2 separate regions of the Homo sapiens genome follow, and region 2 is linked to region 1. A link is an interaction called in ENCODE POLR2A ChIA-PET data of the cell type or tissue named here. Cell type or tissue: GM12878. All regions are shown on one strand.

Region 1 (5,000 bases):
GAGGCCAAGGCAGACAGATCACTTGAGGTCAGGAGTTCGAGACCAGCCTGGCAAACATGGTGAAACCTGGTCTCTACTAAAAATACAAAAAGCAGTTGGGTTTGGTGGCAGGCACCTCTAATCCGAGCTATTCAGGAGACTGAGGCAGGAGAATTGCTTGAACCCAGGAGGTGGAGGTTTTGTTTTGTTTTGTTTTTTGAGATAGTGTCTCCCTCTATCGCCCAGGCTGGAGTGCAATGGTGCGATCTCAGCTCACTGCAACCTCCGCCTCCTGGGTTCAAGCGATTCTACTGCCTCAGCCTCCTGAGTAGCTGGGATTGCAGGCACGCATCACAACGCCGGGCTAATTTTGGTATTTTTAGTAGAGACACGGCTTCACCATGTTGGTCAGGTTGGTCTCAAACTCCTGACCTCGTGATCCTCCAGCCTTGGCCTCCCTAAGTGCTAGGATTACAGGCGTGAGCCACCGTGCCCAGCCTAACCCGAGGGCAGAGGTTGCAGTGAGCCAAGATTGTATCACTGCACTCCAGCCTGGGCGACAAGAGTGAGACTCCATCTCAAAAACAGAAAAACACAAACAACAAAAACAAACAAACAAACAAACTAGTTCAAAAATGAAACACAAAAACTAAAAAAAAAAAAAAGCACTTAAAAAGACCAACTTCCCTGAGCCTCATGTTGTCAGGCCACTCTCCTCTGCCCACTTACTACAGGTGGACTCACAGGTGATGTTCCTCGGTCTCTTTCCTCTAGTTCTAGGTCTCCCCCAGGCAACTTTATGTGCCATCATCTGGGAGCAGTTAAAGTAAGTATACTTCTATGGTCCCTGACAAATGACAAGTCCCCTTTCTCAGGTTCAAATCCTGTGTTCAGGGGGCAGGAGATGGGCACCTCACTGGCAGCCTATTTTCCAAGAACAGATTCTCCTGACCCTAGATGTCTGGTGAGTTTCGGCCCTTTCTGTTGCAATTTGTCAGCTGCCCACTTCTGGAGGATTCTGGTTAGCTTAGTCAGTAGGCTGTGACTTCACTAGATACCACCCTTCATGTCTTAGTTTGAGCTTTCTCCAAAACAGAGCCTGAGACAAGGACTTGGGGACTGGGAGTTTAGTAACACCAGGAAACTGGAGCAAGGGAGAAGGAGGAATGAGCCAGGGGAGGAGCAGTGCCAGGAAAGGGTGTGTTATTGGACTGGGCAAATGAGGGTTGACCTTAGCTGGGGACTCCCCAAGGAACTTTATTTCATTTTTTTGTCTTTTTTTTTTTTCCTTTTTGTGGAGAATGGGGTCTCACTATATTGCCCAGGCAGGTCTCGAACTCCTGGGCTCAAGCCATCCTCCTACTTCTGCCTCCCTACGAGCTGGGATTACAGGCATGGGCCACCGCACCCAGCCCAAGGAACTTTATAGAATGCACTGAGAACTGTGTCTTGCTAGGATCAGAAAACAAGAGCCCAAAATGAAGGCCTCAGAAGCAAAAGTTTTTCTTTTTTTCTTTTTCTTTTTCTCTTTTTTTTTTTTTTTGAGACAGAGTCTTACTTTATCTCCCAGGCTGGTGTGCAGTGGCGCCATCTTGGCGACTCACTACAACCTCCACCTCCTGGGTTCAAGCAATTCTCGTGCCTCAGCCTCCTGAGTTGCTGGGATTACAGATGTCACCACTACGCCTGGTTATTTTTTGTATTTTTAGTAGAGACGGGGTTTCACCATGTTGGCCAGGCTGGTCTTGAGCTCCTGACCTGAGGTGATCCGCCTGCCTTGGCCTCCCAAAGTGCTGGGATTACAGGCCTAAGCCACCGAGGCAAAATTTTTTTCGCTGGCTTTCTCCTGCCCTTCTGTCTCTAAGTCCCATTGTCCCCCAAGGCTAGCCATAGAAACTAGAATCCTTCTTCCCTAAGGTGGTTCCTAGAAACCAGAACCCCTTTTCCCCGAAGCCAACCATAAAACCTTAAAAATATTACTCCAACTTTCCCTCTGCTTTCTATGTAAAAACTGGCCATAAAGAAATTATCTGACTTACTTTGTTTGGCTTGTAGGTCATAAGATCCCCATTCCAGAGGAGGTCCTGTCCCATACTCAGAAGGAAGGAGCGCTGTTCAGAAAGGGCAAGAAGAATCTAGACAGACAGGCCCTGCTGGCTTTCCCCACTCCATCTGTTAGCATTAGATCATTCCCTTTTTGTCCACTCGTATTTCCACATGACTGTCCATACTTGGTTGAATTTAAACTTAAAAATGGACAATTTCCCCTGTAGACTTGGGTCTTCATTCTGAAGCCTCCATGTACCTGTGAATAATATTTGTGTGCCTTTTCTCCAATTAATCTGACTTTCTGAATTGATTTTTCAGTGAACCTTCAAGGCGGGAAGGGGAAATCTTCCCTTGGTCTCCACGGTCTCTAAAGGACGGCTGACAGAGAGAGACATTTGTCCACTGGTTCCCCAACAACCTCCCAACACCTTTGTTGGCTGAAAGTTGACCCCAAGACAGTCAACTCTCCGGACTTTCCAGCTGCCTTGGAAAAACCCTAAATGTCCGCCCCAGCTGCAGTCGAAATTAGAGGTGGGTTAAGCAGATCTGGTGTGTGCCAGAAATAGCATTGGTTGCATTGTGTTTTTTTAAATATGTAAATACCTCAACCACATACTAACAAAAACATACATGTTGTATTTTGGGTAGATTCATGCCCAAAGCAGTCTGGGACCTCAGAAATACGGTGTGTGGGGAAGGAAGGACTAGAAGCTGGCCCACACGGGAAGAAGTCTCCAGGGGGCAAGAGTGTGTCAGACTCAGATGGGGGTGGGACACAGAGTGTGAGGAAATGGAGTGACTTGGCAGGCAGCGGCCCTGGCTGCGAGGCAGCTGAGGATGCTGACCTAGCTTTAAAGTGCTGGGCAGGCTGACCTGAAGGGGAGACAGCGGTGTTCCCAACCCAGGGGGATCAGGGAAGGGGAGGGCGATGGGCCCCATGAGAACAAGGCGTCCACAAACATACAAAAAATATACACAAGGATGTTCATCTTAGTGGTAACTATTCTAGCGATTCAGAACTGTAAGCTGGGCAATTGTAAGGCACTGGTTACAAATCACGGTGTGACCATTAAAAAGAGTCATTTGCAGGAATTACAGAGGGCATATGGAACTGCACTGGGTGAAATCCAGGCTGTGGGAAATTCTACCGTCAAGTGGCATTGACCAGTGATCCCCTACAGGCTGCCTTTTTTTTTTTTTTGAGACTGTTTCTCACTCTGTTGCCCAGGTTGGAGTGCAATGGCGTGATCTCAGCTCACTGCAACTTCTGCCTCCCGGGTTCAAGCAATTCTCCTGCCTCAGTCTCTTGAGTAGCTGGAATTACAGGCTCCCGCCATCACGCCTGGCTAATTTTTGTATTTTTAGTAGAGATGGGGTTTTACCATTTTGACCAGGCTGGTCTTGAACTCCTGACCTCAGGTGATCCACCCGCCTCGGCCTCCCAAAGTGTTGGGATTACAGGAGTGAGCCACCATGCCTGGCTACAGGCTGCTTTTAAGGAAAAGAACAAGATGGAGGGAGAAACTGTAGACTAAAACAATATAAAAGACACCCCAATTTTTAAAAATGGCCAGAACTAAACTATAGTGTCTAAGTATGTCCACTTGATTGATAAAGCTACAAAGAAATGCCAGGAAGCAATTGCCACAGATGTCAGGATAGTGGGTTATTTTTTGCGGAGTGAGTGGGGAGCCTTGGTGACTAGGCAGGAAACAGGGAAGTCTTCAGGAGGCTGTGGAAGTTCTCAATCTTGAACCAGGTAGTGGTTACAAGGGTGTTTGTTTATTACAGTTCATAAAGCTATACATTTATTTTAGGAGATGAAATAAAAATAGGGAAAGATGTTATAGAAGCATGTTAAATAACATGAAAAATGCTTGCCCATGTCATTATGGGAAAAGGCAGATTGAAAATCATTAAGTATACTATGATGCCACTTTGTGGGTGGATGGATGGATGGATGGATGGATGGATGGATGAACAGACAGACAGGTAGGTAGGTAGATGGATGGATGGATGGATGGATGGATGGATAGTCAGGAAGGTAGGTAGATAAATGGATAGATGAATGGATGAATGGATGAATGGACGGATAGATGGATGGATGGGTAGATGGATGGACAGATAGCCAGGTAGGTAGGTAGGTAGATGGATGGATGAATGGATGATCAAAAGGATGGATGGATAGATGATAAATAGATATAGAGATAGATAGATAGATACAGACAGACAGATAGAAATAGAGAAAGATGATAGATAGATAGATAGATAGATAGATAGATAGATAGATAGATAGATAGATAGATGTAAAAAATAATTATGGAGGAAAATACACCAAGGTGTTACTAGTAATGTTTGGAAGTAGGCTTTTTCTGACTTTTGTTTTCTTTTACCATTCTGTGCCATGTGAATCTTGCACAGTGAATATTTTTGTTTCTCATGAATCACTTAAATAAATGTTACTTTTATTTATTTTAATCTTTAAAAAATGGCATTTGGGGCTGGGCACGGCAGCTCACACCTGTAATCCCAGCACTTTGGGAGGCCAAGGGGGTGGATCACCTGAGGCTAGGAATTTGAGACCAGCCTGGCCAACATGGTGAAACCCATCTCTACGAAAAATACAAAATTAGCCAGGCATTGTGGCACATGCCTGCAATCCGAGCTACTCTATCTGTCCATCTGTCCTGGAGGCTGAGGCAGGAGGATTGCAAGCTCCGTCAAGAGGTTGCAGTGAGCCAAGATCGCCCCACTGTGCTCCAGCCTGGGCGACAGAGTGAGACTCAGTGTCAAAGAAAAAAGAAAAGAAAGAAAGAAAGGAAGGAAGGAAGGAAGGAAAGAAGGAAGGAAGGAAGGAAGGAAAAAAGAAAAGAAAGAAAAAGACACTTGGAGCACTCGGAAGAAAGCAGCAGGTGCACGGCCTTCTTCACTCTTATAGCCATTCTTCCCTAACACACTGAAAAGGCTTTCAC
Region 2 (5,000 bases), 870 kb after region 1:
AGTGCAAGTCTCATTCACTGTTCTGTGGCTTGTGTTAGATTCTTAGGGGTTTGAAAGGATTAAGCAAACTACTTTGAGACTGCTTCAGTAAGCAAGGTTTCCTAGAATCTTGGAAAACGATTTCCCTTTTGACAGTTGAAAATTAAGTCTTGTCAGATTTTGCTAAGAAATAAATTTCATCATGTTGCAGAAATAACTTCAATTATCACTCTGTGGGCTTCACGTAATGTGTAGTGTGGTACCTAGTATGATTTCAAATAAAAGGTTCGCTTTGGTAGCTTGGGAGCTTTCTGGGTTGATTAGTTTTCTTCTTTTGTCGATTTAGGAAGTATCTTAATGCAGCCATTGTATGTTCGAATAATAAGTTTGAGTGGAAGTGGGAATCTTGCCTAAACATAATGAGGGCGGAGCAGAACACCAAATTTTAAGTAATCGGAATCCGTTAATATAAATATTAAAAAAAAAACCTGGAAGCAAATGATTCGTAAAATCCAAATTTGAAGTGTGTCATGGCAGCAAAAGAATGCTCTGAAGGCATTACTGTAAGATTTTATTTTTGGAGGGAAAGATTTTTAGAGTATAATGTCCCTTCGATTGAAACTCTGAGTATTTTGAGATTTGATATATGTATACAATATAATATAGGGAGCATGTCTGACCTCATTTGCTTTTTGGCAGAGAATTTGAGCAGTAGGATATAAGATGAATAGAGTGAGCTTTGAAAGTTCTCTCCAACATAGCCATTGTTTCCTCCTTATATTTCTTAAGTCCATTGTGTTCATTTTATTGACTTGGGGTGCGCACTACTTTCTTGCTCAGAATACTCAATTCTGGTATAGTGTTCGGATTATATGTATTGTTCAGTGAAATTCTATGAATTGGGACAATTTGTAGGCACTTTAGATATCCTAAGTTTACGAACCAAGGAAAGCAGGTTATTTAGGCTTTGTAGGCTGAATAATTGGGTTCTGGTTTTATTTTCGCTGGTGACTTGCTGGACAAGATATTTAATCCCTTTGTGCTGGTTTCTTCTCTAGAAATCTGACTCTATCCATCTCCCATGAGAATCAAGGTGGTTTATATAAAACAAGTTTAAGTCTTTCGGGAAGACTGGAGCTACGTAAATACGGGGATAGATGTTACTTAGTTTCTTTTTTCTCCCCTGTGGTTTTTAGACTGGTCAAATGTTAGTACTTCGTAATTTACCATTAGGTGGATTAATTTGTTGTGTGAAAGTTGGATAGAGATGAAACTTATGTGAAAGAGATGTCTGCAAATTGAAGTTTGTTCATTCTTTGCTGTCTGCTTACCTTTCCAATTTCTCAGCTAAGTGTTAGTGCTGGTTTGAATTCTTCAGCCTGAGCAGAAGCTTGTGAGAGACATTGGGTTCTAGCTATAGCCCAAGATTGTTTCTAAGCAGGAATTTCCAGAGACAGAGGCCTTCTTTGGCTCAGTGAATTCAATTCTTTTTTTGGGGGTGGGGAATGCAGTGGCGCTCTGTCGCCAGGCTGGAGTGCAGTAGCACAATCTCGGCTCACTGCAAACTCCGCCTCCCGGGTTCAAGTGATTCTCCTGCCCCAGCCTCCCGAGTAGCTAGGACTACAGGTGCCCGCCACCACGCCCAGCTAATTTTTTGTATTTTTAGTAGAGGCGGGGTTTCACCATGTTGGCCAGGACGGTCTCGATCTCTTGACCTTGTGATCCACCCGCCTCGGCCTCCCAAAGTGCTGGGATTACAGGCGTGAGCCATCGCGCCCAGCCAAATTCAATTCTTATATCAGAAATAATAAACATAATACATTTTCCTATGTATTTTGCAGAAAATTGATTACTGACTGAGTGACTGGAATAGAAAAATAGAGCTATCCCTTCTGCTAGTGACGTCAAGCTTCCTTGTTCTGATTTACTGAATACTCCTTCCTTTTTCAAGTTTTAGTTATCAAATAATTACCCATCATTTGGTATTTCCGTATGCTTTGACAGGTAATGCTCTATTTGAGGGGGAATGATTTTTAAATGCTTTCTTAATGTTGTGTTTGGTTTACAAGTTGTAAAGAGCCTTCCAGGTGTTGGTCATGATTGACACAGCAAAAATGTAAATAGCAAATTGCCTTTTTTTTTTTTTTTTTTTTTTGAGACAGGGTCTTGCTCTGTGGCCCAGGCTGGAGTGTGGTGGTGTGATCATAGCTCATTGTAACCTTGAACTCCAGAGCTCAAGTGATCCTCCCGCCTTAGCATCTCGAGTAGCTGGGACTACAGGCATGTGCCACCACATCTGGCTATTTTTTTTACTTTTAGTAGAGACCAGGTCTCAAGGTCTTGCTGTGTTGCCCAGGCTGATCTTGGACTTCTGGGCTCAAGCGATCCTCCTGTCTCAGCATAGGTTGCTTTATTACACATTAATTTGCCTTGAGCTTGGTGATACCCAGCTCCGATAGTGATCTTTCTTTGCTACGTGATCTACTCTAATAGTTTACTCTCTTAGGTAACATGTTTGGACACTGTTACCCATTTTACTGCTTTTCTGTTTTCATTTGTTTTGCATAGGTCCTTTTATTGGAAGATTGGTTGTTTTTCAAAATTCGTTTAGCTACAGAAACTGTTTCTGACTAGTAATTCTAAGAGGCTAGTGAATCGAGTCTAATTTTAGAAAACTTTATTGAGAGATGTAAGTTTAATGTATGTGTCAGTTAAAATAGAAGTAAAGTAAATAAGGCCAGATTAATGGTGATGTAGATAATTAGGTGATTTGAGCCTGAAAGTTGTGTTAATCTTTAATATAGCTTTTAGTTCTTGCATTGAATAGTGAGGTGACCAAGTGACCTGATTTGTAATTTTCATGTCTAATTTGAATTATTTCTTGTCCTAAGGGTCCATTAAGTGCATCCTATTTGAGAAGTATAGTGCCTGCCTCACAACAGACTCTCCACATGTGCATGTGGCTGAATGAAGCAGTCCTAAATTTTATTTGGTATTCAGATTCTCTTAACTTCTGACATAACTAGCGCTGTGTAAAACATCTGCTTTCTTTAGTTAACTTTAGCATAACTTGAAAGGGTACAGTTGATTACATCAATAATAAAATCACAGCCTTGCATTGTGTGACTTCATGGTTCATTTCCACTTGAAAAGTGAGAATTCTGCAGCAGGTTGTGTAATAAATTCTGAGGCATTTCTGGGTCATGGGTAAGATGTTTCTTACTGCACCTGCAGAATTTCCTGTTCTTTGCAGTTTTCCAGGTGCCAGGATTTTTCACAATATCCTATTGGGCAGATCAGCATTTTGTTTATGATTTTAATTTAACCAATATAGTGCTGTTGACATATAGTGACTAGTAATTGTCCTAAAGGGCTCTGTCTCTATTTTTTTCTTACCATGCTTGTTTTAGTATGCCATTATTAAGCCCGTTTTGCCAGTTAATTCAGCAAGCATAAATTGACATTTAGGCTCAAAGGTGTGTTTTGTACCAGACCTAAGATTTCTTAGTATGCTTCAATAATACTGGTTTGAGTAAAGAATAGATCCTTCTCTAGATATATTGGCCCTTAATATGAAAATGGAGTTTGTAACTGGTTACTTATGTTTAGTCAGCCTAAATGGAAATAAGTACAATTTAAGACAGCTAGGTAGTGATCTAATAAATAAGTGGTTGGTTTGTAAAAGTTAAGATGGAGGCAGTTCATTTTTAAGATGTTTATAGTTCAAGTAAATCTGAAACTCATTAAACATTGCATCTAATCATAGGCTTCTGTATAGCTTAGGCAACCTAAATTTTAACCTAATGAAGTTTTGGATACTGGGTAACTCTTGAGTTAAATAATTCTGAATAACTCACAAAGATAGTGAACTAGAGGGGAAAAGTGTTGCAGTTTTGATGATTAAAAGCTGGAGAGAATAAAATCTCAAGACTTTGGTGTGAATATTTTCGGTTGTTTTTGAAGTAAGCTGTGAATGAGCTTATAATGCCAGGGTTAGCATAGAAGAACAGATAGCAAACATCGTGATGAAGCTTTTAAAAATACGGTATCTTAAAAATAAGTACTAACTGTGATTTTTTTGTTCTGCCAGTTTTGTGGTAAATGTTTTAGAACTATACAACATTGACTTTTGAAGTTGGTCAGTATTATTGTTCCTTTATTTCTAGAGCTCAGAGTTCATATACCTGAACTTTGGTCCCTGTGATGGCTGTATAATGTAGGTGAACAATGGAATATTACATTTAGGGAAATGGAGGCACAAGGAGTTCACTTTAGAGCAGAGATTGGCAGACTGTCAGATCACTGAGAAGTTGTATATCAAATTCATGTTAGTTTCTGAATTTGGCAAGGAAGATTGATGGCTGAGCAAATTTGAAATCTGCCTCTTTTAATCAAGCTGTTGAGTACACAAGTCTTTTCATGGACTGAATGGGATAATGCTTAGTCCTCCCAGGAAGCTCAGAGTCCCAGGATTATGAGATAGTAATGAATCTGAGAAAAAGTACTGGCACTGGGTGGAGTATGGGTATGCACACAGTGCCTGGTGTGCAACCTTAATTGCTGTATTAGAAGAACGTTATTGGTACTATAAGATTTAGCTATGAGATCTGATCCTATTTACTAGTTGTAGATCTCTCTCCTTAAGTCTGAAATAGGAATAATACTCCTAATTTACAGAGTTATATTGAAGATTAAAGAAGATAAGAAAATTGTTTGGAAGCTATAAAGCATATTTTCTTTTTTTGGAAGTGAGCAGAAATTAAGGGCAGGCTTTGAAGTGATAGACTCAAAAGGACCTGGATTTTTATTTTTCATTTTTCATCATGGACATTTCAGATGTATATGAGTGGAAACAGTACAGTAAATTTCCATATAGCCATCAATCAGCTTCACCAATTATCAGCATTTTGCTGCTCAGCCCTCACTCACAATTGCATTTTACTTTTTTTTTGGTAGGGAATTTACAGTCAATCTTAGACATCATATACTTTGATCCATAAATACTTCAGTATATATTTCTG

The links. ChIA-PET counts read pairs that join two places held together with the same protein. Peaks named below come from ENCODE experiments on the same cell type or tissue, not always from the same donor. Only the 100,000 strongest peaks of a DNase experiment are listed, where the experiment ranks them.
Region 2: POLR2A ChIA-PET joins it to region 1 with 7 read pairs; 1 of 35 experiments calls an interaction of 5 or more read pairs at or near these places.

What each region holds. Positions count from the first base shown.
Region 1 is chr9:124,135,246-124,140,245 of GRCh38, reverse strand. No RefSeq gene overlaps it. Among named protein-coding and RNA genes, the nearest start is that of NEK6, 120 kb to the left of the region's middle. RefSeq lists enhancers at 2,265-2,314, 2,405-2,634. In GM12878, no CTCF peak of the experiment used is centred here; DNase peaks (open chromatin) are centred at 2,625 and 3,055; H3K4me3 peaks cover 1,653 bases; H3K27ac peaks cover 3,364 bases.
Region 2 is chr9:123,260,659-123,265,658 of GRCh38, reverse strand. All of the region lies in intron 1 of STRBP (spermatid perinuclear RNA binding protein), which reads left to right. Among named protein-coding and RNA genes, the nearest start is that of STRBP, 5.4 kb to the left of the region's middle. In GM12878, no CTCF peak of the experiment used is centred here; no DNase peak of the experiment used is centred here; H3K4me3 peaks cover 1,560 bases; H3K27ac peaks cover 578 bases.